2 separate regions of the Mus musculus genome follow, and region 1 is linked to region 2. The links are chromatin loops, found by intact Hi-C in ENCODE. Cell type or tissue: left cerebral cortex. All regions are shown on one strand. Links, peaks and the distances in the headings refer to the core of each region. The heading gives the core; the rest is flanking DNA. Region 1 has its middle 38 kb from the start of Rpl11. Region 2 holds the start of Id3 (inhibitor of DNA binding 3).

Evidence for each region. Hi-C counts contacts between places; a loop is a spot of excess contacts. Peaks named below come from ENCODE experiments on the same cell type or tissue, not always from the same donor. Only the 100,000 strongest peaks of a DNase experiment are listed, where the experiment ranks them.
Region 1: a loop joins it to region 2, with 2.2 times the contacts of the local background. A loop is called at or near these places in 5 of 42 quality-filtered maps.

The regions. Positions count from the first base shown.
Region 1 is chr4:136,083,473-136,099,345 of GRCm38, forward strand. No RefSeq gene overlaps it. Among named protein-coding and RNA genes, the nearest start is that of Rpl11, 38 kb to the left of the region's middle. In left cerebral cortex, for the core only: a CTCF peak has its summit at 9,214 (motif pointing right); DNase peaks (open chromatin) are centred at 11,334 and 11,600; H3K27ac peaks cover 206 bases.
Region 2 is chr4:136,131,618-136,147,490 of GRCm38, forward strand. Id3 (inhibitor of DNA binding 3) reads left to right here and starts at 12,205. Exons shown (of 3, transcript NM_008321.2): 1 at 12,205-12,561; 2 at 12,677-12,759; 3 at 13,263-13,775. The coding sequence starts at 12,262. The coding sequence ends at 12,736. It overlaps Gm42329 (predicted gene, 42329), which reads right to left and starts at 10,601. Exons shown (of 2, transcript NR_168524.1): 1 at 10,515-10,601; 2 at 6,978-7,898. In left cerebral cortex, for the core only: a CTCF peak has its summit at 8,785; DNase peaks (open chromatin) are centred at 8,882, 10,792 and 12,146; H3K4me3 peaks cover 2,479 bases; H3K27ac peaks cover 4,874 bases.

The DNA.
Region 1 (15,873 bases), core at 4,705-12,704, 48 kb before region 2:
AGGGTCAAGGGTTTTATTACGAGCCACGCTGGGAGGCTGAGGATGTGGCTCAGAATGCTGGCCGAGCATGCGCAAAATTCCAGGCCCTAGGGCTCCTGCAGCAACAGCCACAGATAAAGAGAAGGTTGGCATGGAACCGAAGGAGATGATATGGGGCGGGGGGGGGGGGGGGGAGTGAAAAGATACGAATGCACAAGCAAAGAACCTTCTGGAACAGAGCAGTGAACACGTCAAAGTATGGGAGAGGGGCGGAGACAGCAGGAGAGAGGTGGGGACAGCAGGAGAGGGGCGGGGACAGCACTGACTGGTTTGTTTAACTAGGAACAGAACAGGGAGAGATGGCCTTTGAGACCCCCAGAGGTACATTACTACCGCTACAGTAACTGCGCACTGCCCATGTCAGCTGCACAGAGGAGAGCGTGTAGCTCTATTAACCAATAATCTTGGTTTTGCCAGAAACCCGCTTCAAACTAGTTTAAAAAAATAAAGGGGAAGAAGTTAAAAGTTAAGTGGCTCCTTTATCTTAGAGTTTCAAGTGTGAGTCAAACTTAAGGCATGGCTGGATCCAGGGTTTCTAATGATGTCGTTGGTTTATCTCCTGTGGAACTCTGTCCTTTCAGCAAAGTCGTCATCGCCATTTTCTTCTCTATTTCCTTTTGAAACAGTCCTACTATGTAGCTCTGGCTAGCCCCAAAACTCTATGTAGACCAGACTGTCCTTAAACTCAGATAACGACCTGCCTCTGCCTTCGCCTCCATAATGTCCCGACAGTTATTACCATCTTTTTTCTTTTTTCTTTTTTTCTGGTTTTCTCGAGATATAGTATTTCTCTGAAAGCCCTGGCTGTCCTGGAACTCACTTTGTTGACCAGGCTGGCCTCGAACTCAGAAATCCACCTGCCTCTGCCTCCCAAGTGCTGGGATTAAAGGCGTGCGCCACCACCGCCGGGCAGTCATTACCGTCTTAATCTGGGCAGCTGTGATTTTATGATTCCATGTGACCCCGCTCACCAATAAGACTGGGTCTGCTGGTCACTAGACCCTCCCTCTCTACCCACCTTCCAGCTGCAGTGAATTCCACCCAAGCTGTGCGCGGTCTCTGGAGAGGCTACAGTACAAAGATGGTAACTAGTTAACTGAAGGGGGCAGGGAACTCCATCTGTGCAGCTAGGAGAGATTGTCTCCTGATGCCTGCCTGGGTGGGAGTTCTCGCTGCGTGGCTGGCTGTTTGGGGCTCACCCACGCTCCTTACAGGAGCCCAGTAACTACATTGCACACGCTATGGCACATGTGGAGATCAGAGCGTAATTTGCAGGAGAGGTGTCTCTCCTTCGACCATGTAAATCTGGAGTTTGAACTCACGTGAGCGGGTTTGGCCGCAAGTGCCTGGACTCACTGAACCATCTCTCCGACCCTGGCTTTTCCACCAGACCCCTTTCCGCTCTAATCCCAGGAAGGGACGACTAATCAACAATCCATTCGCTCACATTTCAGGAGACTCAGCCTTCAACACGTGCTCCAGCCGAAAATCCCAGGGCGTGGGATTCTGATTGGCCTAACTTGTATCACATGTCCAGACCCACGCGAAGGAAAATGATTCGGTTTTGTGATTGGCCTGTCTGTTCTGATCAGAGGGTGGGGCTTCAGAGTGGATGCCAGCCCAGCTCACCCCAAAGAAAGGAACTGAGAGGGAGCTGGGGACACCTGTCAGGTAGAAGGATTAAATTCTTGCTCCAAATGTACATGCTTGTAACCCTAGAGATTGCACACGTGTGAGACCAACCTGGAACCATACAGCAAGACCCTGTCTCAAAACAGAGCAAAGGAAGCCGGGCGTGGTGGCGCACACCTTTAATCCCAGCACTCGGGAGGCAGAGGCAGGCAGATTTCTGAGTTCGAGGCTAGCCTGGTCCACAAAGTGAATTCCAGGACAGCCAGGGCTACACAGAGAAACCCTGTCTCGAAAAAACAAACAAACAAACAACAACAACAAAACAGAGCAAAGGAACAAGAAAAACACAGGCTGGAAAACAGTTCAGGGTCAGGTGTCCTAAGTAGGGTCACCAAGGCTGGCTTGGGGGGCCAGCCTCAATAGAGCGAGCTGTCACTGGGTGAGAAGCAGCAGACAGCATGCCAGGCCTGGTGAGGGGCCAGCCAGGATTCCCAAGGTGAGGCAGAGGGAGCAGGACTGGGACACTGACGTCCATCAGTCCCAGGCCTTGTGGCAACTCAGTCTTCTCATCTGGAGAGTGGGAATGAGGGGATATTTTATCTTCAGACCCATTGTACAGGCAAAGACCCAAGTTAGACTAGAACTGGACTAGAACTTCAAGGAGCAGCTGAGGTCTAAGCACTTGCTGCAAGCCCTCAGCTCTATCCCAGGAGCTCCATCTCTGACCATCACCCCAGAGAAAGGGGAGGGGGTGACCTAGGAATGCGTTTAGAAGCCCTTCTGGGTCTCCTGGGCTTCTGTCTCTAAATTCAGTCTCTAATACCCCCCCAAAAAACAATTTTATTTGTGAGCGTGCTACTGCATCCGATTTGTAATGGGGAAACTGAGTCCAGAAAGGGGCAAGCGACTGGGTCACAAATGAGCTGTGGTGGATGTCATTTAGAATGTGGGGTACTGGACACACCCAGCTCTACCCTTCTCTCCTTTCTAAATGCCCACTACTTACAAAGGGCACCCCTGTGTCCTTGCCCCTGCAGTGGCAGTGTCTGTGGGTCCTGAGCACCCCTGTGCCATCTCACCCTCCTCTCCCTCTCTCTGACGTTCTAGGCACCTTATGGGGTATAATCAAGGGCAGCCACAAGGTCTGGAAACAGATATGTAGGTAGTAGCTTGAGCCAGCAAGGTGGCCCAGTGGGTAAAGGCCCTGGCCTCTAAGCTTGAGGACCTGAGTTCAACCCTGGATCCCACATGATGAAAGAAGAGAACTGAGCGGGGCATGGTGATGCACGCCTTTAATCCCAGCACTCGGGAGGCAGAGGCAGGCGGATTTCTGAGTTCAAGGCCAGCCTGGTCGACAAAGTGAGTTCCAGGACAGCCAGGGCTACACAGAGAAACCCTGTCTCGAAAAACCAAAAAAAAAAAAAAAAAAAAAAGAGAACTGGGACCCCCCCCCCAAATGTTTCTCTGACTTTAAAAAGAATAACTGAGGTGCAGACATTATGGTCACCCTATATACCTTTTACACCCTTAACCAGGAGAAACCGGGACAGGGGTAAGGAAAGACTGTCACAGGTATCAGTGACCCCCAAACAGCGGTGTCTTGTCCCCATGACAAGCTGCAGTCAGAAAGGGGCAAGAGCATCTTCATATGGAGGTAAGGGAGGCCCAAAAAGATGTGCTGAGTCCCAGTCATAAAGGAGGGATAGTTATGGCAGTGACTAAACCCGTGGCTCCTGTGGTCTGGGTGCCAGGGTTCCAGTTCCAATCTGCAGTTTCTTAACTCTGTGTCCTAGACTGAATGGCTTCCTGCTACTCTCTGGACCTCAGTGTCCTCATCTGTAAGATGGGGATAATATTCCTATAGGTACCGCCCTGGGTGGTGGAGATGGTTAAGGGAAAATGAGCCATATAGATCGTTGGTAAATGTGAAAGACCTGAGTTCAATCCCCAGAACCTGTGTGTGTGTGTGTGTGTGTGTGTGTGTGTGTGTGTGTGTGTGTTCGTGTGTGTTCTTTGTGTTTTGAGACAGGGCCTGAGTAGCCTGGAACTTACTCTGTAGACCAGGCTGACCTCAAGCTCACAGAGATCTTCCTGCTTTTGCCTCTCCAGGGTTAGGATTAAAGATAGTGTGCACCACGGACAGATGGCTGTAGCTCCCTGACCAGCCAGGCTAGTTTCCTTGGTGAGTTCCATGTTAGTGGGAGACTTTCCAAAACCAAGATGGGGCCAGTGGAAGGGCCTGGGTCAAAAGCCACTCAAGCCTGATGACCAGATTTCAACCCCTGGAGCCCTCTGAGGGGAGGAGAGAACTGACTCCTGCCAGTTGTCCTTTGATCTTCACACAAATGCGGTGGCACGCACCTAGACAAGCACGTGTTCTCTCTGTCTCAAACACACACCACCACCAACGATAATAATAAAACCATAAAATGAAAGCCAGGGTGGATAGCACCTGGGGAATGACAGCCAAGGTTGTGGTCAGGGCTCCTCCACATGCACACCCATGCACATGCATGTACACCTATACACACGTGTCCTTGCATGTACAGGAACATGTAAATGTTTACAGATATAGGAGAAAGTGTGGCACATGATACAGAAGATAACTTGTGAATTCAGCACTATGGAGGCATCCATCAATCCACTCATTCCTTCTTCCATTCCTCCATCCATGCATCCACCCACCCATCCACTCATCCATCCTTCCACCCATCCTTCCATCAACCCTCCAACTCAGCCATCCATCCAGCCATTCATTCATCTATCCATCTAGTCACCCATCCATCCACCCATGAACCCATTAACCCACCCACCCATCCATCCATTCATTCCTCCATCCATGCATCCACCCACCCACCTATCCATCCATCCACCCACCCAGCCATCCACCCATCCATCCATTCATTCCTCCATCCATGCATCCACCCACCCACCTATCTATCCATCCATCCACCCACCCAGCCATCCACTCATCCATCCACCCACACAGCCATCCACTCATCCATCCACCCACCCAGCCATCCACTCATCCATCCATCCATCCATTCACCCATCCACCCATCCATCTATCCATCTTCTCACCCACCCATTCACCCTCCAACCCATCTACCCACCCATCAGTCCATTCATCCATCCATCCATCCATCCATCCATCCATCCATCCAGTATATCAGTACACAGGCCTCTTTTTCGTCTGGCACTTTTGCTAATTTCCTTCTGTCCCCCATCAGCAAAGCTACCAACACTTCCAGGTCCTAGACCCGGCTCCTGGCAGCTGCCCCTGGCTAGCAAGGTAGTTGGAGCTTAGAGGGACAGCTGGGTGAAGTTTGTAAAGTTGAAGCCTTGAACCTCCCACACGAATGTCCAGGCCCCTCACGGTGTCTTCAATCATGCTCTCTTCCTGTCCTGCAAAACCTGGGCCAGCTGCTGTGAGAACTTCCTGCTGGGCTTCCCAGCTCGCTTCTCCTCTCTCATCTACCTAGTCCTGTGTATGCTGGTTGAATGAAATACTTTGTCAAATGCCTGTGGGCTGGTGGCTTCCTTAATAATCCCCGCTAATGACAGTGCTTCTCTCTGTGTTTAATCATCTTACATTTTCTCAGGCTTTCCATTTGCACAGGTGAGAAAGTAGAGGTCAGAGAGGCGGCAAGATTTGCCAGGGTGACAGACCTCAGGAGCTGTAACCCCTAACCACTACCAACTTCCTCCTGTCTATAGAGTCCCCTGGCCGGCCCATCCCTGGCAACTGAAGCTGCAGGACTCAGTTCATGCTGACTCCTCGGGCAGGTACATCCAAGTGAGTCTTGTCACTTGGCGGTGGCCTATGAGGTCCTTGCGGAGGATGAAGCCTCAGATCCCACTGAGCTGAGGCCCTGTCCCCTTGAGCTTCCTCTTGAGCCCTTGTCACCGGAGGCCCTGGCCCAGGTGGGGTGGGGGCCAACGGGTGACAATGACCGATTTAGAAAGTAAAGTGGCTTTTCAAACAAATAAGAAAGAAGAGGAAAGAAAGCATGGCCTGCCCGCTTCCTGCCTCACTCTCTCTCCTGCACCTGGGCCCCAGCTGCGGGTCCTCTAGGCTTGTTTGCTTGCGCATCCTGCCTGGGAGCCTCTTCTTCTACCCCCAGGCCCCTCCCCTGGGCTGGGATGATTGTGGAGCCCATGGAAATAAACCTCTCTGTGATTGTTGTATTGTTGCAGTCTGTAGCATTGTGTGGGACAATACCAGCAATCACTACACCGGGGGCTTCCTGCATTGTCAAGGACCGGAGAGTGCTACCAGCTTAGCTCCCCCACTGGGGAGCAGCCTTCCCGGCTTTGCAGGACCTTTGGAGGCCTGAGCAGCTAGCTGCTGCTTTTCCTTGTCTGCAAAAGAGGGAGGGACATAAAAAGTGAAGTTCAGGGTCCCTTCGGTGGCCGCTTAGTCACACGGAGGCACAGTTTTCTGGCCTCCTAGGATATGGCTGGCAAGTGAACACTAACCCCACACCGTTGATTCTACCCGCTGGTTGGTTTGTATGTCACTCAAAGAAAGTCTCATGTAGCCCAAGCTGGCCTTGAACACCCTATGTTGTCGAGGAAGACCTTAAACTTCCCATCTTCCTGTGTCCTCCTCCTAAGTGCTGGCCTCACAGGTGAGTGCCCCACCACGGCCATTTTTGTAGTGCCAGGGCTTGAACTCAGGGCTTTGTGCATGCCCAGCAAACACTCTGCCAGCTGAGCTGCGGCCCAGCCGTTGCTATCTGCTGCATTAAGCACACATAGTGTATGTCACTCATTTTAGCTGAACTGGAACAAGAAGAAGTAGATGCTGTCATCCCTATTTATCTAGATGAGCACACTAAGACACAGGAAGTGACCTGTCTGAACCAGTTCAGCTGGCAGGCATGTTCAGAGCTGCCTGAGTCAGGGCCTAGCACCGAGGGTGTGAGTTGTTCTGTGGCCACAGGCAAGTTGGTTCCTTTCTGAGTCTCAGCTCTTTCTTTACCTGTGAAAGCGAACATCCCATAATACCTACCTGCAGATACTGTTCAATCCTAGGGGACCGTGATAGAGCAGTGACAGTGTGAAGAGAAGGTGTGACTCTCCCAGGGACTTGGCTGACGATTAGCTTGTAAGTTACAAGTCAGGGAGGCAGAAAGGATACTGAGGGCGCTGCCCAGTTCTCAATCTCTAAACCCCGTGGTTGAGGCTGGGCAGCTATTCCTGGAGGCACCTGGTGAGAGGTGGCTCCACCCACGGGGGGGGGGGCTAAAAAAAATCCCTGAGGCTGCCACCATGCAAGCTGCCTGTCACCTGCTCCAGTTAATAGCAAACTGCAATCCTGCTTCCTGTCCCTCTCCACCCCAACAGCTGTGCAGCTCTGGGGGAGCCATTTGACCTTCTGAGATGGAACCAGATCATTCATTCTGCGGAGGGTTTGGGTCTAGAGAGGATGCTGAACAGCATACGGTTGCAGGATGGCCATAAGACTTGGGTGCCAGACTCTATTCTGCTGTGTGTGACTGTGGACAAGTTCTTTGGACTGTCTGAGCTTCCATTGCCACCACTGGAGAATGGGATGACATGGCTTCTAAGACAGTAGGAGCCCAGGGGTGATGGTTATAATTGTAGCCTCTTGCTGCCCTCTAAAAGGGAACTCAGAGGTGTTCTCAAAGTCATCGGGGGCGTAATGTGTTTCAGCAGGTCGTGGTGCTTGCCGACAGGCCCCGAACCTAGGTTTGATTCCCAGAGTCCATATAGTCAAAGAAAAAAACCTGAATCCTGTAAAGTGTCCTCTGACCTTCACACAGCATGATATACGCATGTCTGCACACAGAGGAAATAATGTTAAAAAAAAATGTTGGAAAAAAGAAAAAGATAAAAAAAAAAAAATGTCAGGGCTGGTGAGATGGCTCAGCGGGTAGGGGCACTGACTGCTCTTCCAAAGGTGCTGAGTTCAAATCCCAGCAACCACATGGTGGCTCACAACCACCCATAATGAGATCTGGCACCCTTTTCTGGTGTGTCTGATGTCAGGTACAGTGAAATTTATGTATAATAATAAATAAATCTTAAAAAAAAATGTCAGATGGTGGTGGCACTGAAGAGGCAGAGGCAGGCAGATCTCAGTGAGTCCAAGGCCAACCTGATCTACAGAGGGAGTTTCAGGATAGCATAAGCCAGGGCTATACAGAGAAACCCTGTTCCAAAAAACTACAACCAAAACCAACCAACCAAACAAAAAACCCCCAAAAACAAAACCAAGGTCCTGGGATACTGTCTTCTGTCTTGTGCCAGAGTTCTTCATTTGCCTGGCCACCAAAAGCTGTCCTTAACCTAGCCTATGCTATGACAAGTGGCCTGTGGGTGATAGCGATGCCCTTTCTCCTTTGGCTCCTGGTGAGGCAAGAAAGCGGAAGCAGCTGGCACTCAGCCCTCATGGCTTTCTGCAGGGTTGACCCAGGTTGGCTATGTGCAGCTGTCGATGCTTCAGGGTGGCCCCGGGCATGTCTCTGGCCTGGGTCCCACCCTCCAGGCCTTAAACCTTAGCTCTCAGGATGCATTGAACAAACTAAAAAAAAAAAAATGTGTCAGATGTCTTCTACCTGGGCCCTGTATTCATCCTGGGCGTTGGGGATGGGAGAAAATCTACTCAAATTCATCTGCGCTTTTTGGTAATTCATTTATTTTTGCATGCCACCACAGTGCACTACCTCATATAGCCACAGCTTTCCTTTATTTTTGTTTCTTTGTTTGTTTGTTTTTACATTTATTCATTTTATTTTACATGTGGTGGTACACATACATGTACAAATTACCCACAGAGACCAGAAGAGGGCAACAGACCCCTGGAACAGGAATTAACAGATGGTTGCGAGCCACCATGTGGGTGCTGGAAATTGAACCTGGGTCCTCTGAAGAATCAGAAAGTATTCTAACCCCCTGAACCATCTCTTCAGTCTATTTGATTTTTCTGAGATAGGGACTCACTCTGTAGCCTTGATTGGACTATGTGGACCAGGCTGGCCTTGAACTCATGCCTCCTCCAGTGCTGGGATACAAGGCATCTACCAGGTCCAGTCAACTTTTTACTTTCATTACTTTTTTTTTTTTTTAAGATTTATTTATTGTATTTATGTGAGTACACTATAGCTGTCGTCATACACACCAGAAGAGGGCACTCAATCCCATTACAGATGGATGTGAGCTACCATGTAGTTGCTGGGAATTGAACTCAGGACCTCTGGAAGAGCAGTCAGTGCTCCTAACTGCTGAGCCATGTCTCCAGCCTTTTAATTACTTTTTTTTTTTTTGGAGGGGGGGGTTGTTTCAAGACAGGGTTTCTCTGTGTATCCCTGGCTGTCCTGGAACTCACTCTGTAGACCAGACTGGCCTCAAACTCAGAAATCCGCCTGCCTCTGCCTCCCGAGTGCTGGGATTAAAGGTGTGCGCCATCACGCCCGGCTAATTACTTTTAAAATATTTATTTTCATCATTTTTATTTCTGTTGTCTGTGTAAATATGCCATAAGTATATGCAGTACCTGTGGATACCAGAAGAGGGCGTCAGATGCCCTGGAGCTGGAGTTAAAGGTGGCTGTGAGTGTCTTAGGTGCTGGGAACAGCTTAATCGCCAAGCCATCTCTCCATCCCTTATTAATTTTGTTGTTATGTGTGTACCATAGCTAATGAGTAGAGGTTAGAGAACAACCTTAAGGATTGATCATCTTGTTTTTAAATGTTTTGTTTACTTATGGCTGTTTTGACTGGGTGGGTGTCTGTGCAGTTGAAGGGAGATACTGATGTGGTGTTGGGAATCAAGCCTGTGTCCTCTGGAAGAGCATCCAGCGCTCTCAACCACTGAGCCACCTCTCCTGCTCCAGCGTTGATACTCTCATTTCTGCTGCTGCGTTTGTTTGTTTCATTTTGTAGGCTAGCTGCCCAACCAGCTCCCAGGTGACTCTGTCTCTGCTCCCATCTCTAAGTAGGAGCCCCTGGACTCTGCAGGCTCTGCATCCAGCTTCTTATGTGGGTTCTGGGACTCTCCGTGAGGTCATCATGCTTGCTTTTACCCATCAGGCCCCACGCACCAGCCCTCTTTTTACCTTTGTTTGTTTGGTTGGTTGGTTGTTTTTGGTTTTTTGTTTTTGTTTTCGTTTTTGAGACAGGGTTTCTCTGTGTAGCCCTGACTGTCCTGGAACTCACTCTGTAGACCAGACTGGCCTTGAACTCAGAAATCTGCCTGCCTCTGTCTCCCAACCCTTTTTACTTTTTGAGGTAGGGTCTCCCCAAGTTGTCAGGCTCTCTTGGGCACACTTTACAGCCCAAGCATGTCTTGAGTTTGTGATCCTCCTATCTCAGTTTCCTAAGTAGCTGGGACAATAGGCCTGTGCTACCATGCCTAGTTCTTATGCATGTCTTTATTCACTGAGTTGACTTCTGCCATGTATCTTCCTGGGGCAGATGACCAAGGGACAGTGCCTTCTTCAAGGAGCCTCTTGGTAAAACAGGGAGACAGACACCTAAACTGTGGAACACTTCTAAGAGGCATCTCCTTCACACTTCTGTCCCTTCCCCTTCTCTCTCCTCTTTTCTCTGTCACATCTGTCCTTTCTTCCTTATTTATTGCTGAGGGTGGTCTCAAAGTAGATACTCTCCTGCCTCAGCCTCCCCAATGCTGGAATTACATTACTGGCATATACTTTATGCATTTTTTTCTTATTTATAAAGTATGCCTGGAACTGGTGATGTGGCTTCGTTGGTACAATGCTTGCCCGAACAGAGTCCTGAGTTTTGTCCCTAGCTCTTAAACAATGCAGGCTATGGTGGCACTGCCTAGATTCCCAGCACTTAAGAGGTAGAAGCAGGCAGATCTGTGAGTTCAAAGTCAGCCTGGTCTACAGAGTGAATTTGAGGATAGCCAGGACTACATAAAGAGACTCTATGTCAAACCAAAACCAAAACCAAACAACCAAATAACTTTGTCTTTGCCTAATATGTGCAAACCTGGGATTAATTCCTTAGAAATTCAAAATAAAGAAATAAATTAAAACTCAGTGTCTTGCCGGGCAGTGGTGGTACACGCCTCCACTCAGGAGGCAGAGACAGGCAGATTTCTGAGTTTGATGCCAGCCTGGTCCACAGAGTGAATTCCGGACAGCCAAGGCTACACAGAGAAACCCCGTCTCCATAAAACAACAACAACAAAAACAAACAAACAGACACACACACACTCCCAATCCAAAAAACAAACGAACAAAAAAACTTCAGTGTCTTAATTATCCATATTATCTGGGAGGGCAGCTAGGGGCTGGGCACACTGGCTCCCTGGGCTATGGAGAATAGCCGCCATTTTGACTCCTGTTGCCACCAGCAATTCCTTCTGAGCCCAGACACCCAGAGACTCCTGCCCCCTGCGCCAGAGCGTGTATGCAGAGGGTCCACATGTGAGGCTGGAAACTGTTTCCGTGGAACAGGGGAGTAGGATTCTCTGGTGGGCAGTTCACCCCAGGGCCTCATGGGTAGAATCGGGGAGGGAATCTTAGACCCACATCCATGCTCAGGAGCTGGGGACCGGAGTGATACAAGCAAGGGGAGGTTTCCGTGGCAACCCCAGTGGGTGCAGGACTTCAAGGAAGCTGTAGTGTGTTCAAAGTAATGACCAGCTGCTGGGTTTACTCCAGCTTCTTCATTCATCGGTACGCCGTCTGTCCTACAGAGTCACCCACCTATCCCTACCCCTCCATTCCTATTTGTCTCCAGTTTCTTCATTCTCCTATCCGTCTTACCCGTCCACCCACCCATTCATCCACTTACCAAGTTACTTCTCCAGAAGGAGAAGCGGGGAGGTAGTGGTGGTGTGGGGGCCCTGGGGGAGGAAGGAACGTCCTGGCTGGTGAGATGGGCCATGAATGGGACTGACAGGGAATCAAAGGGCCTGGGATAGAAGCCGTTGGGAGGAAATCAAAGGGGATTGGCCTTGGCCTAGAGGCGAGATTCCATCCCTGGCTTCGGGATTGACTTAGAAACGGACTCCACTTGGAAATCTGCCCCAGCCTTTGCTCTCTCTCTCAGCAAAGCAGCCAGCGGTCCCAGGCCTGAGGAGCATCAAGAGTGGGAGCCCTTCTTGTAGACCAGAGGCAGCGAGACCTCCAGAGAGAGGCCGTGCATATGTCATGCAGAGAGGCAGCCAGCCAAATCCAGGTGTCTAATTCCCAGGCTGGTGCTTTCCCCACCAGAGTGCCCCTCACTGCCTGCCCTGCCAATATTGTAATCAATGCTGCTGATGGCCCTTTAGGACTTGGCACAGCACTGGGCCTAGAGAGGAGAATCCTTCTCACTTCTAGAAGCTCCTGCCTGTCCCCAGATGTTATGTGAGCTCTTTTCTGGGGAGGTTAGAACAGGAGCCTGCTGACTCCAGACAGGGCACATGACAGCAAGACTCCTTCCTGCTCCCTCAAGTGTCCCACTGTCCTCCCTCCCTGGCCCAGGTGAGTCCTAGGGACTGTTCACTGATGGGAAAGGGAGGCAGGAGCTTAGCCAAAGTCCCACAGTCCAGAGGTGGACTCTACTGTCCTGCATTGATTGGAAACATTAGGTAACCTCTGGGGTTCTGGCCTCCAGTTGGCCTTGAGCCTTTGAAGTTGGGGGCAGTGGATAGATCCAGTCGGCAGGGACTGGAAGCCTGCAGGTGTGCTGAGAACTGGGCAGGAAAAAGACACCTTGAGGACAGTTTTTCACCTGCCACGTGCTCAACCCCACCTAGCCATGGAAAATGTGACTCAAAGGAAGCCGGTGTCTGGGGTGTGCGTGGGTGACAACATGTGGGGGGCAACGAGGGAGGGTGGAAGCTGGATCTGGGGTGAGGTTGGGGTGCCGGTTCAGAGTTCTGCTCAGCCCCTGCTTCCGTCTCTCGGGGAATTTTCACTTCTTGAAGGATACATAAGCTCGTCTATGAAAGATGTCCCCAAACCTCCTGGCTATATAGCCAGTTGTTCTCTGCTCAGTGGCTCAAGCAACAAGCATTCTTTGTATGTCTGCTGTGTGCTTGGACACAGCTACAAGGATAGCCCCTTTCCTTCCATGAGACGTCCAGGTATGGACAGGAACCATACATACCCTGTGGGTAACTCAGTCCAACAGGGGCATCGGGAAGCTCAAATACTGATACTGTCTACAATGAGGAAACAGGATGCTCTTCCTAAGGTTTGCGCACTTAAAAGAATGGCTGTGACTTCCCAACCTCCAGCGACCCTGCTGGGGGGAGGGGGAAGAACTACTATTGTGAGTATCCGACAGGGCTAGGGAAGCCGCCTGGACTGGGGACATAGCTCAGTGGTAAAATGGTTGCCCAGAATGAAGGGATGCTAGGTTCAATCCCCAGTAAAGCCAAAACAGATAAATGCATACTCACAAAGGAAACTGGGCTTAGCTGCTCTCACCTGCACCACCCAGGGAGGAAGAGACGGGAACAGGTGTTGGGCAGGAAGGGATTCGAGCAAGCGAGCATCAGGCCAGGCGGGGAGGACAACAGGAAGCCAGTGAGTGGAGCTAAAACTGGAAGGGGCAGGGAAAAGGCAGAGCAGCCAGACCCAGGCAGAGTCCATCGGAGCGCCACCCTGATCCGGGAACTCAGCGGAACTTATATGCATCTGTTCTGGGAGACCCCTGGACCCCATGACCAGTTGGGAACCAGATGGGACCCAAGAGACAAGTGATTTTATGTTGATGCTATGGTTTGCTTCCTGGGCTGTTGTGACCACAGACAGGTGCCCAAAAGCTGAAGTGTGTTTCTAAAAAACAAATACAGTGGGGGGCAGGCGAGGTGGTGGTGGTGGCAGCAGCAGCAGCAGCAGCATTACGCACGCCTTTAATCCCAGCCCTTGGGAGGCAGAGGCAGATGGATCTCTGAGTTTGAGGCCAGCCTGGTCTACAGAGTGAGTTCCTGGGCAGCTAAGGTCCCACAGAGACCTTGTCTCAAAACAACAACAAACCCAAATTATTATTATTATTTTTTTTAATTGTGGGAAGGGTGCACACAGGCAAAGGTGCATGTGTGGAGGTCAGAGGAGGACTTACAGGAATCTATTTCTGCCTCCCTCCATGTGGAACTTGAGGATCGAACTCAGGTATTCAGGCTTGCCAACAGGTGTCTTTATCTGATGAGTTTATCAGGCAGACTCAAGGCTGGACTTTCTTCCCTCCCAGCTCTGAGGACTCGGAGATTAAACTGAAGGTGTCTTCTTTAATGCTTCCTGCTTTTACGGGCAGCCTGGGCATCCCTCAGTCTTCAGCAACTTCTATCCAATGTTTTCCTCTGACACTACATGCCCTTCACCCTGTGTCTCCGCCCTTTATAGGAAGAGGACAGTCATATTTGGGTTAAGGCCTCACTCCACCCCTGAATATCTCTTCTCTTCTCTTCTCTTCTCTTCTCTTCTCTTCTCTTCTCTTCTCTTCTCTTCTCTTCTCTTCTCTTCTCTTCTCTTCTCTTCTCTCCCTTCCCTTCCCTTTCCTCTTCTTTCTTTCTTCCTTCCTTCCTTTCTTTCTTTCTTTCTTTCTTTTTTTCTTTTTTGTTTTTTACTTGAGACAGGGTCTTATGTAGCCAAAGCTCTCAAAAACACTATGTAGCCAGGGATCATCTTGACTACCTACTGGGGTTACAGGTATGTTCTACTGCATTTTTTAAAAAAGATTTATTTATTTATTTAATGTGTATGAGTACGCTGTAGCTGTAAGGATGGTTGTGAGCCTTCATGTGGTTGTTGGGAATTGAATTTAGGACCTCTGCTCGCTCGCTCAGTCCCTGCTTGCTCTCGTCCAAAGATTTATTTATCATTATACGTAAGTACACTGTTGCTGTCTTCAGACACACCAGAAGAGGGCGTCAGGTCTCATTACAGGTGGTTGTGAGCCACCATGATGGTTGCTGGGAATTGAACTCAGGACCTCTGGAAGAGCAGACAGTGCTCTTATCCACTGAGCCATCTCGCCAGCCCCACTGCATGTTTTTTTTATGCAGTGTTGAGGATTGAACCCAGGTACATGTGAGGCAAGTGCCCTAGCAGCTGAGCCACATCACAGCCTGACCTCACCTTAACAGCCATATCTTCATCAACCTTCCTTCCAATTAAGGCCAGCGTCTGAGTTGCTCGGGGGTGAGCAAGACCTCAGCGGATCTGGGTGGAGGGCACAACTCCACCCAGAACTCTGGTTGTTAAAGGCCTCTTATACAAATAAAACTTGGGTCTGAGAAAGTCCATGCGAGTCGTGTGTCCCAGGTTGAGAGTCAGAAAATATGTCCTTGGAGCTTTTGTGCCACCCAGACTCAACCCCCAGAACCAAAAGACAATGCAGCTTTGGTGTGCATTTCTCCCCTGCAAGAATACTTTGCCCTAGTGGGTACTAAATACATGTTTGAGAAATCCTTGACTTGTGGTTCCCTAAGGCCCTTGGATCTTTCTTTGACAAATCAGAAGAGCAGATTAAAGGGCCCTGGAGGACTAGGTCTAGCTGCCTCTGCCCTGGATTCCAGGCTGGCTGCTGCTCAGATGACCTTAGCATTCCTTTCTGTTTGGGCACCAGCCTGGGGACAGAGGGGCAGGAAGGATGAGCCTTGGTTCCTCTCCCCACTGGATGAAGGAGACCGCCATGGTGTATCCAGTTTGCCCACTTTAATCGTGGGACTCTTGGCCGCATTGCCCAGTTGAGTCCCCTGATGCTGGCTTATCCTAAACATCAGAGCAAGCCTTTCTAGAGCTTCCCATCGCCTTCAGAATAAAATCCACGTTCTTGTTTTATTAATTTAAATTTTTAAATTTTTTATTGAGTCTATTTATTTTATTCATGTGTGTGTGTGTGTGTACTTCACAGGCATGCTTAATGCCTGTGAAGCTCAGAAGAGGGCATCAGATCCCATGGAAGTGGAATTACAGATGCCTGTGAGCTGCCATGTTGGGACTGGGAATCGAACCTGGGTCCTCTAGAAGAACAACTGGTAATCTTAACTGCTGAGCCACCTCTCCAACCCCAGGGTCACATTTTTTTATTTTTATTTTATTTTATTTATTTATTTATTTATTTTGAGACAGGGTTTCTCTGTATAGCCCTGACTGTCCTGGAACTCACTTTGTAGACCAGACTGGCCTCGAACTCAGAAATCCACCTGCCTCTGCCTCCCGAGTGCTGGGATTAAAGGCGTGCGCCACCACACCCGGCTTATTAT
Region 2 (15,873 bases), core at 4,717-12,716:
CACAGTAAATTTTTTGCATATTTACAGAGTAGAGCAACTGTGTCTACATCAGTTTGAGAATATTTCCTCATCTCCCACAAACCCGGTTCCCATTAGGATTCACCCCCCCCCCATCTCCCATAACTGCCTCGCCCCCCAGCCCCAGACAACCACGAATCTACTCTGTGTCTCTCTAGATTAGCCTTTTATGGAAATTTCACATAAGTGGAACCATACATTATGTGACCTTGAGAGTTCTGTTTTACTTAGCACCGTTTTGGAGGTCCGTCCATGAAGCTGCATGTTTCAGTCGTTTTTAATGGCTGAATAATATTCCATTGTGTGACTCTATCATATTTGGGTGATGTAGTCATTCATTATGAACATTTGAGTCATTTCTGCTTCTCGGTGGTTATGGAACTGTGGCCATGAGCGTCCTTACACGTCCTCGAGTGGACGTGCTTTTGTTTCTCCGGGTATCCCATAGCTGGGAGGAGCTTGCTCAGTCACATAGTACACTTGGGTTTACCTTAAAAACAAGCACTGTCAGCCTTTTCAAAACGTGTGTTTGTGTGCCACATGTGTGCAGGAACTGCAGTCACAGGTAGTTGTAAGTTGTCTCCTGCGGATGCTGGGAATAGAACCATGTCCTCTGGGAGAGCAGTGAGCACCCTTGGCCCCTGAGCCATTTCCAGCCCCTTGCCCATGTTTTGTTTGTTTTAGTATATTCTGTTGAGCAATGTGTGAGAGTTTGCTGAGGAAACTAATACAAAGAGTTTAGGATGGTATCTGATTATAGGAGCTGTTTAAAATGGGCAGCTAATACTAATAAGCTTTTCTTTTCTTTTGATTCTTTATCAAAAGAATAAAATTCTTCCTTATATTATTTATCCATTTATCTATTCATTTATTTTTGTGTTCTTGAAACAAGGGTCCCATGTAGCCCAGGCTGACCTCCCCCAGTTTTAAGTCCTAAACCCGGGATTCCAGCAGGCCTAGGTGAGACTCAGCTCCAGCCCCAGGAGAGGCTCCAATGAGATCAGAGTTAAAGTACCCAGAGTACTTAGTCGCTTCCCTCCCTGAATAAAGCAGCTCTCTATCTTCCCCTCCCTCCTCCCCCTCCCTGCCCTTCTTCCTCCTGCCCTCCCTCCTCACTTGCCCTCCTCTCTTGCCCTCCTCCCTGTCCTCCTCCCCCCTCTCCCATTCCACTCCTTCCCTCTCTTTGTCCTCACTCTCTGCTTCCTTTTTCCACTGTTGAGGATTAAACCCAAGGTCCCATGCATGCTAGGCAAGAGCTGAGTTACATCCCCAATAAAGTGCAGTCCATCTAGACAGTCACCCCAACCTGTTGGGACCCCTTTTCTTTATCTGTTTAGATGCCCTTAAGCCTGGCTCCCAAAGTTCTCCAGATGCCCCACCCCCATCTACCTACCCAGTCTTGGCTAGTCAGTTCTCCCCTTGGCCCCTGTCCATTCTGTCTCATGAAGTCGCCCTCACATCATCCTGTATCCAGCTTCCTTCTCTTCGTGTGTCAAGATACCAGCCATCCTCAAGGCCCAGTGATTCTTAATGTCCACCAGTGTTGTCCATTCAGTAGCCAGGGTCCTAGCTGGCCATTCAGCCCCTGAAATGTGGTTGTTCCAAACTGAGACATGCTCACTGCATCTTAACGACTTACTGTGAAAAATAGTGTAAAAAAATTAGTTTTTATATCAATTATGTTTTGGAATAATAAGCTCAGATGATAATTAAAGCCAATTTCATGCTTCCTTATATTATTTATCCATTTATCTATTCATTTATTTTTGTGTTCTTGAAACAAGGGTCCCATGTAGCCCAGGCTGACCTTGAACACCTGAATTTTTGATCCCCCTGCCTCTACCTCCCATGTGTTAGGATTACAAGCTTGTGTCACCCTGCCATGATGTCCTCTTTAAACGACAACAAAAATCCCTTATTAATCTTTGATTTGCTAAGAACTGAAAACGGGACCTTCTGCAAATTCTCTTCATTGGAGGACAGCCGCCCCCCCCCCCCCGCCCCCTGTATGTTTTTTAAATGTATCTACTGGGCAATGTGAAGTTACATATGTGGCTCACATTTGTGGTTCATATGTGGACAGGGGATGTTTCCTGTGCACTTGTAGAGGTCAGAGGACAATCTTTAGGAATCTTTTCTCTTCCTCCACCACATGAGTCCTGGAAGCCACCTTGCCAGCCGCCAGCAGCCCACCGTATTTCTTACATTTTAATGTCTGTTGCCTTGAGTGCTTGTATCTGGCACTAGGCTCACCACACTCCCGTGGGGTGGATGTTGTGACTATCTTTTCTTTACAGAGAAGGAAATCCAAGGGAGAGGGTGACCTGGCCGAGGTCACAGATTCCAGTTTCAAGCCTAAGCTGCCTGACTCCAAAGCCTATCTTGTCCCGTGGAGCCTTGCTGCCCAGGTTACTAGCCCGGGTGTCTAGCTGGAGTGGACTTGCCCTTTAGATTAGACCAGCTAAGAGTGATAATGGGTCGTGTTAATCGGAGCCCAAACGGAATGCCTGTCTTTCATACAGACAAAATGAGAAAACAGATTAATATAACAACACATTTGCTATCTATTGACTCTTGGGATATGTGTGTAAAATAAAAAGCTGAGTGCCCCCGATCTAAGCAAGCATCCCATATCCCATATTGCAAGTGTGGAGACTGATGCCCAGGGAGGGGGGCGGCTTTACCAAGGGCTCTGCTACGCTGGCAGTCCTGGGAGTTCTGTTTGCAGAATTCCGGGCTGAGATTCCTTGGGGACATCAGTTCTTTACTGGAAATGTTTCTGCCCTCAACCACCTAGAAGTCCTTGTCTTGAGCCAGTCCCCCTTTCTTCTGCTTAAGGACTAGTGAAGGGCACAACCCACTTCCCACCAGGGTCCTAAAGTCACCATCCGGTGCTGGCCCAGGAATTCCTTTCAGAGACTTAAACACAGCCAGAGATAAAGCCTTGGAGGTCTTCAAGGGCCCTCTGCTCTGTTTCTCTCTCGACGTAGCAGGCTTGGTCTCCCTAAGTGTCTTTCCCGAGGTTGTCCTAGCCTTTCCAGCTCTGCCCCGATCTGCTCTCACTCATGGTGAGGAGGTGTTGAAACAACCACCCACCTCCCTCTGTGCCCTCTTCCCAGCCCTGGCCAATGAAGCAGGAGAAACCGCAACAGAGACACGCTGAATCCATCAAACCCCCGAACCCAGGAAACCACAGGCAGAGGCTGAGAAGGCGCCACTGAAATAGAGGCGCGGAAACAAAGGCTCAGAAAGAATGTCCGGGACAAAGAGGGAGGGAAAACAAAAATGGATGTGCAGACTCGGGAAAAGGCCTGGGGAGAGCGACGAATTGGGGCCAGGAATGAGGGAATCTAGAGATGAGAGAACCAGAAGAGAAAGTAGAAGGGAAGATGGAAAAGTCAGAGTTTGAGAAAAGGGGCGGACGATGGAGAGAGCGCTGGCAGGAGACCCAGGCGCGCGGGGCCGGGCGCGGGTCCCAGGTCCCCGGGGGCGGACCCTGCTGGCGGCGCCTGGCCCCGCTGTGGCCGTCGGAGCAGCCACATTCCTCCGGGTTTCCCACACATTCGCCATCAAAGCGTCCCCAAAGCCCCAGCTTTTCCCGCGCCCCTCCCCCGCCACTGGCTGGAGAAGCTATTTTTCACCCCCTCCTGGTCTTTAATCTGTTGTGGGAAAAGAAAGCGGCTTTTGTTGAACGAGGGGCTGCGCGGGGGGCGGGGAGGAGGCGCGGGCGATTGTGTGTCCCGCAGCTGCGCGCCAACACTGGGGTGGGGGCTGCCGGGGTGCAGGCCGAGCTAGGGTGCCCGGGAAGGTGGGCCAGGGCGGTAGGGACAGCCCGGTCGCGTGGTACAGGCCAAGTTGGGACTGCCCATGAAGGTGTGCTAGGGCTATAGGTTGTAGGAACAGCCTGGGTGCGGTTTGCGCTCAGGGAGGGTGGCAGTGGGGAGGGAATGGAGGAAAAGGCTACCAGAGTGCCGTTGGCCAAGAGACTGCAAGAAGACGACTCACATTGGGCTGGGCACATAGAAGTCTGCCCCCAGGCTGGGGCTGCAGCTCTGCAGAGGGCTGGGCGCCATTAATTTGTTAGGTTTTTATGGTGCTGGGGATAGCGCTACGGGTCGCTTGTGTGCTGGACAAGCATTCCTCTCTCAATCAGCATCTTGCATCTAATCCGGCTTGCGTGCAATCTTCCCCTGAAGCCCAGACACACAACTAACACTCAGGAGGTCTCACACCAGAGAATGCTTGACCCCAAACGTTCTGTGAGGCTTCAAAGGGGGCTTCCTTTAGAATTCCATGCCCACAGCATATCTTCGCAACCCTCACCGTTTGGACTCCTGACAGACAGCTGTGCGGTTCCCTCACCTCTCGGAGCCTCAGTCAATGTGAGGATTGATCCATGCTGATCTGTGTAAACTGTCTGCTCAGTTAGGTTTGGAGGGACACGGCCTATAATCAGAGCACTTACAAGGCTGGAGCAGAAAGATGGAAAACTTAAGGACAGCCTGGACTACATAGCAAGACTCTGTCTCATAAAACATGGAGAAACAAATGAGCTGTCAGCTCATGGCTGGCACTCAGCAGAAGCCTTCAACACAGAAGTCAGCTTGGTGGCGCACTATTATCCTGGAGCACTGTGGCCTGCAGGAGGCTCCCTGTGAGCTGTGGCTCAGCCTCTGCCTTTTGGCACCCCAGTCTTTCCAGCCCTCTGCAGAGCTGGATTAGGGGCTAGGGGGAGGAGGGGGAGGGTTAGGGGTTGGGGGGTCTCTTTCCTCTCTGGCAGGGTTAACCCTGTCACCAGGCCCATTCCTCCCTCCCCTCCCATCTCCTTCCCCTGGCAGCTTTTGAACTGGTGCTGGGCCTCAGGCCAAAGCAGGACAATGTCTGGGCAGGGTGGACACTGCTCTTCAAGGTCTTCTTTGTCTCTGTCCTTCCTTGCTGTGGACTCTGGACCTCACCTTCCTTCTGGGACCTTTCCTGAATTCCCAAACTCAGCTATCCTCAGCAGGGAGCCTTAGGGCTGGAAGTGACAGAGCCAAAGGACAACCTGAATTTGAATGTTTATATTTTTATTTTAACTACAGCGCGCATCAAACCCCACGGCCACTCCACTGCCATACTATATTCTCTCTGCCCAACCCCCACCTCCCAGGCCCCGCATTTCCAATTTAACCCCACAGGCCAGGACCTGGTGGTGTATACATACAATCTCAGCACTCAGGGAGCAGAGGCAGGAGGATCTCCACAAGTTATAGGCTAGGCTGGTCTACATATGAGTTCCAAGCCAGCCGGGGGTTGGGGAGGGAGCGGCGCACAGAAAGGCCTGACTCAAAAGAACACCAGAATGAAAACAAGTCCTGTCTCTAAGTGGTGGTGTATCCCAAAGCTGCTGGTGATTGCTGGGACTGAATTGAACTCAGTTGTCATTTGTGTGTGTGTGTGTGTGTGTGTGTTTTCACATGTGTGTGCGTGTGTTCCCATGTGTGTATATGTGTATTCCCATATGTGTGAATTCCCATGTGTGTTCACATGTGTGTTCACATGTGTATGTGTATTCCCATGTGTGTGAATTCCCATGTGTGTATTCACATGTGTGTTCACATGTGTGTGTTCACATGTGTATGTGTATTCCCATGTGTGTGAATTCCCATGTGTGTGTGTTCCATGTGTGTGTATGTGTGTTCCCATGTGTGTGTGTTCCATGTGTGTGTATGTGCATTCCCATGTGTGTGAATTCCCATGTGTGTGTTCCCATGTGTGTGTGTCCCATGTGTGTGAATTCCCATGTGTGTGTTCCCATGTGTGTGTGTTCCATGTGTGTGTATGTGTGTTCTCATGTGTGTGTGTGTGTGTGTATGTGTGTGTGTTCGATTTGGTAGCACAGATACTAAAGTTGGAACAATACAGAGAAGACAGGTTTGGCCTCTGAGCAAGACCCTCGAGTTAGTGAAGCATGCTGTATTAAGATTTCTTTTCTGTTGGCATGTGCATATGTGATATATATAAGGATATACATGTCACGGCACGAGTGTGGCATTCAGAGGGCGACTTTGTAGAATTAATTTTCTTATTGCAGCTTGACGTGTGTTACAGATTGAACTTGCCTCACCCGGTTTGCTCAGCAAGCGCCTTTATCCCTGGAAGGGTTTCACTACACTCCCTTGTCAAACATCCTCCTGCCTCTGCCTCCTGAGTGCTGAGACTGTTAAGTATCGGCCACCTGGCCCTGGCCTGAAAGATTTCAAGCTGCCAGTACTTATAAGGGACACCGATGAATGCAAGGCCACACTGGGCTACAGAGTTAGAGTCCAACTCAAAAACACCTACAGCTTCCCCTCAACAAAACAAATATCTCACATGGGGTTGATGCTCAGAAAATACCTCCTTCTGGCTTACCCGATGGCAGAAGCAGAGACAGCCCTGGGGCATCCCATGACTCATTGTTTGGTGAAGTAAGAGTAAGGGGTTAACTTTAGGGTGGTATTGCCTGACTCAGTGTGGCCAAAAGATGAAGAAGGCAGTCAGCTCCAAAACTGACCCCTAAATTTAACAGCAGTCACTGTGTAACTTCTGAAGAAGTGTCTCCCTGGAAGGATGGATGGAATGGTAATAGTGGTGGAGATTTGGGGTGTATATGTGTGCAAGGCTCTTGAGTTCTGTCCCAAGCACCTACATAAATACACCTTATCTGTCACCCTACCTAATGGGTCCAATTGGCTTTTCTCTATCTGGGGGAACACGACCTTCTCAGGGGCTGGTGAAATGGCTCATCAAGCAAAGTTGCTCGTCACCAAGCCTGAGGACCCGGGCTTGGTTCCACTGGAGTCACACAGTGGAGGAAGAGACCACCACACATTCACCATACATGCACGAATACACATACATGAATACATGCAATAACAATAATTCCCAAGAGTACCTTTGGAAAGGTGGAAGAAAATGAATACACACAGAAGGATGAATGCTTTGCAGACAGGATGGACACCTTGGGTTTATCACCTAGTAGCTATGAGGCCTGCACACAAGCACACTCGCCTTTTAGAGCCTCTCTCTATTCGTCCAGAAAATGAGTCAATAAAGCCAGACATGGTGGAGCACATTTGTAATCTCAGCAGTGAGCGGCTGAGGTGAGAGAATTTTAAAGTTTGAGGACCACTTAGGCTACACTGTGAGACTCTGTCTCAGAACAAACAGTCGCAGAGAGAATGCAGGGCTGGGGCTAAGGTTGAGCGTTGTGAGGGGCTTGCCTCTCACTCACAAGGCCAGGAGTTCCATCCCCAGCGCTGTAAAAACAAAACCAACCAACCAACCCACCAAACAAACAAACAAAAAACCAACAAAGATTAGGTAAACAGTCCTTGGCAAGCAGGACTCAGCAGTGAGGTAGTGACAGCTCTGAGTGTGTCTGAAGTGTTTAAGAGGCCACTTAACACCCCCCCCCCCTCCAATCTCCACCTCTATTAAGAACTTAGGTCCCTCCATTCCCTCATTGTTCCTTATACTGTCTTTCTTAGTAATGCCTACATTTCTGGCAACTACTTCCAGAGGAAGACTAACTTCCAGGGCACCCTAAATCCCACCGAACACATCATATTACAGAAAGGTTTCCACTTCCCATCTTCTGTCCCCTCTGGTCCTCTCAGCTGTCAGGTGGTAAATACAATTTTCTTCCCAATTCTACGGAGCTAATAAGTAAGGAGTAACTGAGGTGAGACAAGGTTATCAGTGAGGGTGGATAGTCGGGCCAACGCCAGGATCTCGTGTGCCTTCCTTGAATCCTTTGGTTCTTGGGTTGTACTTTGGGATTCAAATTTGCTGAGGGGAGCAGGGACAGGTTTCCAGGTACAGTTGGAGAGCTTCCAGAACATCTCAAAGGCCGCTCTCTGAAAAAAATGGGTAGATGTCAGAAAACGCATGGGCTGGCAAGATGGCTCAGTATAAAGGTGCTCGCCCTGGAGCCCTGAAGGTCTGCATTTGATCCCTGGACCCAGAGTCGAAGGAAACATCTCGATTTCCAAAAGTTGTACTATGATGTTCTCGAATATTCTGTGGCATGTACACATTGTGGCATATGTGTGACCACACTTATATACACATAGGTCACTCACACTTTTTTTTTTTTTTAAATACAGCTTCTGTGAACCTTGAACCCACATAGAGCATTAACATTTATGAGAACTAGGGCCAGAGCGGTCAGGGAGTCAGGGGAGCAGAAGGGCTGGATCTCGGCCACAGGGCAGCCATAGACATTCGACATGACCTTGGACAATGACGGCAGGTCACCTGGATCCCTGCGTCTACACATGGAGGAAAGATAACCAGCTAGGTTGACAGAAGCCCAGTTTAAGCAAGACATCTGCAATCCTCATCATCATGACATTGACTTTGAAATTCACAGCGGAGAGACCCCACTACCACCACGTCTTAAATTTCTAAAGCCGAAACAGTAATAGCTTACAGTTCTGCCAGCTCAAAAAAAAAAAAAATCAGAAAGCACAACATTGGCTTTTTTTCTCCCCCTTTTATAATTTTGGCAGAGGAAGATGCAGTTCCTGGAAATGCTTACAAAATGATTCCTGACACTAGGAGGAGATAGTTAAAAGAGGGGAAAAGGAAAAAGAAAAGTTATCTGTGTTCAGATAGAAAGGAGGAAGGTGGAAAGAAAAGAGAGAAACAAAAGAACTAAAAGAGAAAGGGGGGCTTTAAAGGGCCCCAATTCAGGGGACGTTATCAAGGTCTCAGCATCTGCTATTCACAAGCCGCTCGCCGGCTGGGGTGGCGCAGGCCCCGCCCCTATCTCGGGTGTCCGGCGCTCATTGGTGGGAGAGGCAGTCGCCGGCCGGTGACTGCCCGAGGAAAGGTTGCCTGGGACACGCATCCCTGTGTGAACGCATGACGTCCCACCCTGGCGCCAGGCTGTCTGGGGCTGAGTCTTAGATCAACACAGCTGTGGGACCCGGACCCACAGCTGGGCAAAGGAGCGGATTCCTCAACAAAAAATAGGATTGTGGGAAAAGTTCTGAAACAAAAACAGCGCAGACAAAAGCCTTAATGACATCCTTTCATAAAAATAAAAAATGCAAGAGGGGGGAAAATGCTGGTAAAAGGAGCAGAACTGGGAACAGAAAGTTCAGAGGCGTTTGGAGTAAGAGGCTGAGGCCCCGCCACCACTAAACAAGTTGCAGAAGGCCGGGGCGAGCCGACCAGTCTGCTGTGCAGGCAAGAGAGAGTCTTTGGGGTTTAAACTCTATTCACTGATCCCAACCCGACTAAAACCCACTCCTTTCAGACTTAGACTCTTAGGTCAGAAAAGACCCTTAAAGGCCATTTACTCCTCCCCTCCCCCTCCCCCAAAGTAAGGTTCTGGAAAAAAGGATTTGTGTCCAAAGGTAAGTTATTGGCGTGGAAAGGACTGAATGCGGCTTGATAACCCCTTCTGACCTATCTCCACACAGCCTATGGCCATTTCAGCCTGGGAGCATCATGAGGAAATAATAAATGCTGTGAAGGTACTTTGCAAATTGTAAAACCAGAGAATCTCCTATCCAACCCCGAGGCAACAGAGGCTGTAGTGGAGGACTGGAGAAGAGAGAGCGGACCTGGGTGGGCGAAGCACCTACCGCACATCTGGCCCCATGATGAACTAATGCAGACCAGGGAGTGTGCCCTTCTCACAGAAGAGGTGTTTAAAATTCTTTCCTTTTTTGAGACAGGGTCTCACTAGTCATCCCCTGGCTGTCCTGAAACTCACTATGTAGACCAGGCTGGCCAGGAACTCAAGCTGTCTTCTGCCTTCTGAGTGCTGGGAGCAAAGGCTTTTTTTTTTTTTTTTTTAAAGATAAATTAGGTCAGAGCCAGGTGTAGTGGTGGATCCTTTATTACCAGCACTAGGGAGGCAGATCATCTCAGAGTTCGAGGCCAGCCTGGTCTACACAGAGAGTTCCAGGACAGCCAGGGTTACATAGAGAAACACTGTCTCAAAAATAGATAGATAGATAGATAGATAGATAAATGTAAGGTAAATAAATAAACGAGGTCATTTTCATTAGCTCCACTTAACAGGCCTGAAAATTGAGGCTCAGAGAATAATTTATTCCAAATTCACACCGTTAGTGAAATAAAACAAGTTAAGTTTTGAACATAGGTCTGCCAGGCACTGAAGGCCATGATTTTTTCTAGACGCTCCTGACTTGACTGTTTTGCACACACATACAGAAGTCTTCACGAGAGCCAAAGAAAGGCTCCTCTGTTCAGTTTTCGGGAGTCCACACAGCCACGGAGGAGATTTCTCTTCCCGTGACCAAATAGCTGGCATTTAACTTCTTCAGCATAGAGACTGCCTTGTGCTTTCTCAGGTTAGACCTTCTTCTGTCTTCTACCGAAATAGCTGTCCTTGAGAACTTGAATATTCCCAGGAGAAAACTTTTCAGAGACTTCTTTCTTGGGACACAGGGGCCTGTGGTATGATGGAAAAGAATGAGGCTCCGAGACTGGCTTACCTGTGATGTGATACAGGACTCGTTTTATATGCCCTGTCCCCGGCCCTGTGCTGGTCCACACTCCTTGTCCAACTGTCACACAAGCATCTGGTGTTCTGAGTCAGAAAGTATTTATAACAATCCCTCAGTGCCCTTTCTCTCTGTCTGTCTCCTCATACAGCTGATCAAAGCCGTGGTATCTGGGTTTGCTCAAGATTATGTGTCGATAACCAGTAAATAGCAGAGCTGTCCGGATTGAACCCAGGGCTTTGGCTCCCTAGACCGATGTCCTTCCAATTATTGGAACTGTCCCAGCTCAGAGGTCCCATTGTCCTGTTGATCAGTGCCACACACTACTGAACACTTAATTGTTTCCTGTGTTAATCTTGTCCCCAGACATTGTGAGATTCTTGAGAGCAGGAGCCTCTGTTTCATGTGAAGCAACTCCATAAATATTTACCAGGCTGATTGATTAAGAAAGCAATCTCGTGGCTGCAAAACCCCACCTGTTCTCTCCCAAGATGGAAACCAGAATTTTGGAACTGCTGAGGCTTCGGGGTCTGGGAAGCAGAGCCAGGCAAAGAATAGAGTGCACTGTCCTTTTGCAATATGGGATTGCCTGCCTGCTGGCTGCTCTCCTGCTCTCTCAGATGGGTGGCTGGGGCTACTTCAGCAGGACGAGGAATAATCATGTCCAGGTGGCTGCCCTTCCACAACAGAAAGGGACAGACAACGCGGCGATGAAATTGTTATTGTTTTCTACAGAGTGTGCAAAGTGTGCAAAGGGAGGGAGGCTGTGCAGAACGAGGAAGCAAACGCTAGACAGCTGACCCATTTGGTTCTATGTATGCCCGTGGAGGGGACCTTCTAAAAGGGTTTATGCAGCAAGCACCCCCATATTTGAAACCTTGTCCAAAATCCTAATCAAATTCACTTCCAAAGCACAACCGGGCATACATTTAGTTCCTAAAGGAGTTCTCGGTGGAAACGGTCCATGCTTTTTCTTTCTCCGTGGAAAAGGACTGGGTCCAGACTGCTCTTATCCTCTTTCCCCTGGTGCTCAAATAAATAGTGTTCTCTGCTTAGACCTCCCTTTCCCTCCTTCTTCTGCAATCTCAGCGCCTAGCCCAAATCTGTTTTCTTCATTGTAACCTCAGCTTCACCGCAATTAATTTTTTCCCCCTCTGGTCACAAGATAATTCCTGACGCCAGTGAGTCTGGAGGTCAGACGAGCAGCAAATTGGGGAACAAGGCGGCACTAATTCCTTACAAGTTTCCCTTGAAAATTCTTGAGAGAGAGAGGAGAGAGAGATCTTTAGTTGTTCAAGGGATTTATGACCTCAGAGCTGTGGGTTCGAACCAGTATTGGGGGGAGGGGACCTCAGAGAACTTGGGCGCCTCCAGAAAAGGCATATTCTTAAAAGTTAATGGTTTTAAGTGATTTTTTTTTTTTTTTCAAATCTGTGCTGGCTCAAGAGCCCCGCCTCTCCTCGGTATCAGCGCTTCCTCATTCCTCGCATCCGAGGCTCCGCTGTCCTCGGCGTCAGACCAGCCTAAGGAAGCCTGTTAGCAATTTAAACCCACTGTGAACGCCCAGGACCGGGGAGGCGGTGCCCAGGGCGGGCGGGGGTGGACCCTTGGCGGTCTGTTTTGAATAAGGGGGTGTGTCCTAGAGAGGACTCTATAAGAGTCGGCCGCTGCAGGCGTGCGCGCACTGTTTGCTGCTTTAGGTGTCTCTTTTCCTCCCTCTCTATCTCTACTCTCCAACATGAAGGCGCTGAGCCCGGTGCGCGGCTGCTACGAGGCGGTGTGCTGCCTGTCGGAACGTAGCCTGGCCATTGCGCGAGGCCGCGGTAAGAGCCCGTCGACCGAGGAGCCTCTTAGCCTCTTGGACGACATGAACCACTGCTACTCGCGCCTGCGGGAACTGGTGCCGGGAGTCCCGCGAGGCACTCAGCTTAGCCAGGTGGAAATCCTGCAGCGTGTCATAGACTACATCCTCGACCTTCAGGTGGTCCTGGCAGAGCCGGCGCCTGGACCCCCGGACGGTCCGCATCTCCCGATCCAGGTGCGAGAGGGAGCCAGACCAGGCTGCTCTGAGCGTGCGGGCAGGGATGCTGCGGGTCTTCCCTATCGCGTCCCCGAGTCCCTTGGCTAACTCGTCTCCTAACCTTCTTTCACAGACAGCTGAGCTCACTCCGGAACTTGTGATCTCCAAGGACAAGAGGAGCTTTTGCCACTGACCCGGTCGTCCTGGCACCTCCCGGTAAGCTTTCTCCTGGCGCGGGCGAGGAGGGAGGCTTGCATGGGAAATCCTGCCTTTGACAGAACATTGTAAGGCTTAGGGTTCAGTCGGTTTAGGGAAAAAGCCAAGCCACTGAAAGGCAAAAGCCTTATCTATAATCAGTTAGAATAAACGACAGAACCTATGTCAATATCACGTGCATTCCTTAGACACGCTGTCCCTTCTCATCCCGGGTGGCCAGAGCCCAGGGCAAGTGGGCGCGCGGGTCGCACCAAATGAGCCTTGGAGTAAAGGAAGCCCTCCCCCCTTTCCACTAGTGTTATTTCTAAGCGGGAGGGGGAGTGGTGACTCCGCCTGTGGTCCTTTGGCGCCAACTGGGTGGAGGCAGTGTGGGGAGCGGAGTTATCAGCTGGAGGTAGAGACCGAGTTTCCTCCCTGGCGCCGGCCAGTCTGCGGCATCCTCCGCCTGGGCGCGCTCGGCGGAAACTGACGGCTCCCTCGCTCTTCTCTCCTCCCCCGCCCAGAACGCAGGTGCTGGCGCCCGTTCCGCTTGGGACCCTGGGACTCTGGGACCCTCTCTCCAGCCGGAAGCCTGAGGGCATGGATGAGCTTCGATCTTAACCCAGCCCTCTTCACTTACCCTGAACTCAACGCCTCGAGGCTGGACCTGGAGCCCGAGAGAAGGACTGAACTTGGGTGGCCTGAAGAGCTAGCACACGCTGGTCAGCAGCTGGGCAACGTCACTCTGTCCCCACCCTGACTCAAGTCTAAAAGACTGGCTTTTCCGAGAATGGGGTGTCGAGAGGGTGTGGGGGGATGCGAGTGGCTGCCCTGCGCACTCTGCCAAGGCAGCATAAGAGCTGTTCTTCTGGTTTCCTTGGAGAAAAGCTCTGCTGCCCTGATTATGAACTCTATAATAGAGTATATAGCTTTTGTACCTTTTTTACAGGAAGGTGACTTTCTGTAATCATGTGATGTATATTAAACTTTTTATAAAAGTTAACATTTTGCATAATAAACCATTTTTGAACACTTTGTGTATGACATCTTGCGCCACCTCCTAGGAGCTTGGGGCGGGCAGATTTGCATACCCTTTTAGGGACGAGAAAGTTCCCAGCTGAAGCTGAGGGCTAGGGTGGCTTGGTTAGTAGGAAGGGCTGGGGTTGGGAATCCCCAAAAACATTGGAGGTTGAAAGCAAGGATCTATGATCCTACTCTCAATTACAGGAGCCTCTCCTACAGCCGGCAAGTCTGAGACCGAATCTTTTTATTTCTTCAATTCCTTGAAACTTGGCAGCAGCTCTTAGATGGATGCCGCAAATGATTGGGCGAACCTTCCTGGCGGCTCGGGGTCAAGTGTGGGGATGAACTATTTCGTATTTAAATAAACTGCCTCCATTAACTTCATGCTTTCTGGTCTGCCTTCCCCCCAGACTTCCAAACTTGGAGAAAGGAACCCTGCGGGTGAGGTGGGGGGTATAGTGATTTGTACTTTAATCCCAGCACTCATGAGGCAGAGGCACACAATCTCTTGAGTTTGAAACCTGGAACTCACTATATATATATTGCTATGTATAGTGAGTTCCAGGATGGTCAGCTACGCGGGAAGACCCTGTATATAGGAAAACCAAACCCAGGGTCTTGCCTCAGGTCTGCAGCCACTTTTCAGGGTGTAGGCTTGCTGGGAAACTCAAGTTCCCTTAATGTTTGGTAAACTTTGACCTGGGGTTTGAGAATAATGAGTATAGTATTGCGGTTGGCAGGAAAGGGACCTTAGACTGGCCATTTCTGGGGCAGGCCTGGGAGTTGGGTAAAAGGCAAGGTGGCAACCCATGCCCCATCTCTCCACCCCAACATGGTTCCTCCCCAGGTGGGCTGCATCAGGCCCCCATCGTCACAGGATTCCTATTTATATGATCTCATCTGTGTCGGCCTTGGCATGTGCTACTTGTATTTCATAACAAACATTTCATTACCCTTTGTGCATTAACCATAGTGAGCTTTCTGGGGTGAAACAGGGTCGTGGCAGAAGGGGAGGAGAGGGGAGCAACCTCCTTGCCAGTTGTCCTTCCAGTCTGATTAATGGTTTTTAACCTGTCTGGTTTCTTCTGATGAACCAATGGGAGATATGACCATCTTTCAGAAATCACACATGAAATTTCGCAGAATAATGGCAGGCCCCCCACCTCTGGAGGTCCTGTTTCTACATAAGAAAACTTTTGCCTTAAATTTAATACTCTAGTGACATCCATCTTGGACTGTGTGTTAAGGTATGCTGTGTTCTCTGAAGAGAGCCCGTCAAACATGACAATCCTGCATCGGCTGAATACAGCAGGCTACAGGCTATGCCTCCAGCGAGCCAGTTTCCACATTCGTACCAGGTGACAGTTCTGAGGGGGTCTGCCTTCTGTTCACTTAGAGGTTATGACCAAGGAGGGATTGAAAGCTTTAGTGGAGCAAGCCGCTTCTCTCTGAGCCCAGCTGCCTCCAAGGACTGAAGATAATGATGGGAAACTTCTTTGAAATGCATCACACACCTACGAGGCATTATTAAGCTAATTCCAAGGAAATTGCTTGTCAGGACTCCCAGGGCTGAGCAGTTCAGGTGGCCCGGACAAAAGCTTAGACCATCTAGCCAATCCATTAGTCATTAGAAACTGAAAGCACTTTAGCCCTAGGTCAGAAACCTCTGAGTTAGTCTGCTGTTGTAATCATTTATGGGCGTGCCTACCAGGTGCCCCGGTCCATTTCATTACATCCTAATCTTTTTTTCTAATCAGCAAGGTGTGTACCTTGAATAAGTTGATCAAGGTCACAGCAAGGAAGTGGGAGAAGGTATTTAGGAAAGCCAGCTTCCTGTAGAATCTAAGTCTGGGTTCTCATTCTCTACTTTAGACAGCTTTCCCGAGTCAACGGCTTCGTGAATGGGGCACAAATTAGAAGCCCAGTAAGAGCTTGTTGGGGGAAAAAAAAAAAAAAAAAAAAAAAAAGAAAAACAAAACAAATCTTAGTTCTGCATGAAATGGGATGATAGTACATCCCTTAAAATTGTATGGTTCGGATATAAAAGACCACACGTGAAATATTTTCCTGGCTCTCTTTGAACTATGCAATTTAGAGGCCCTAACTGATCTC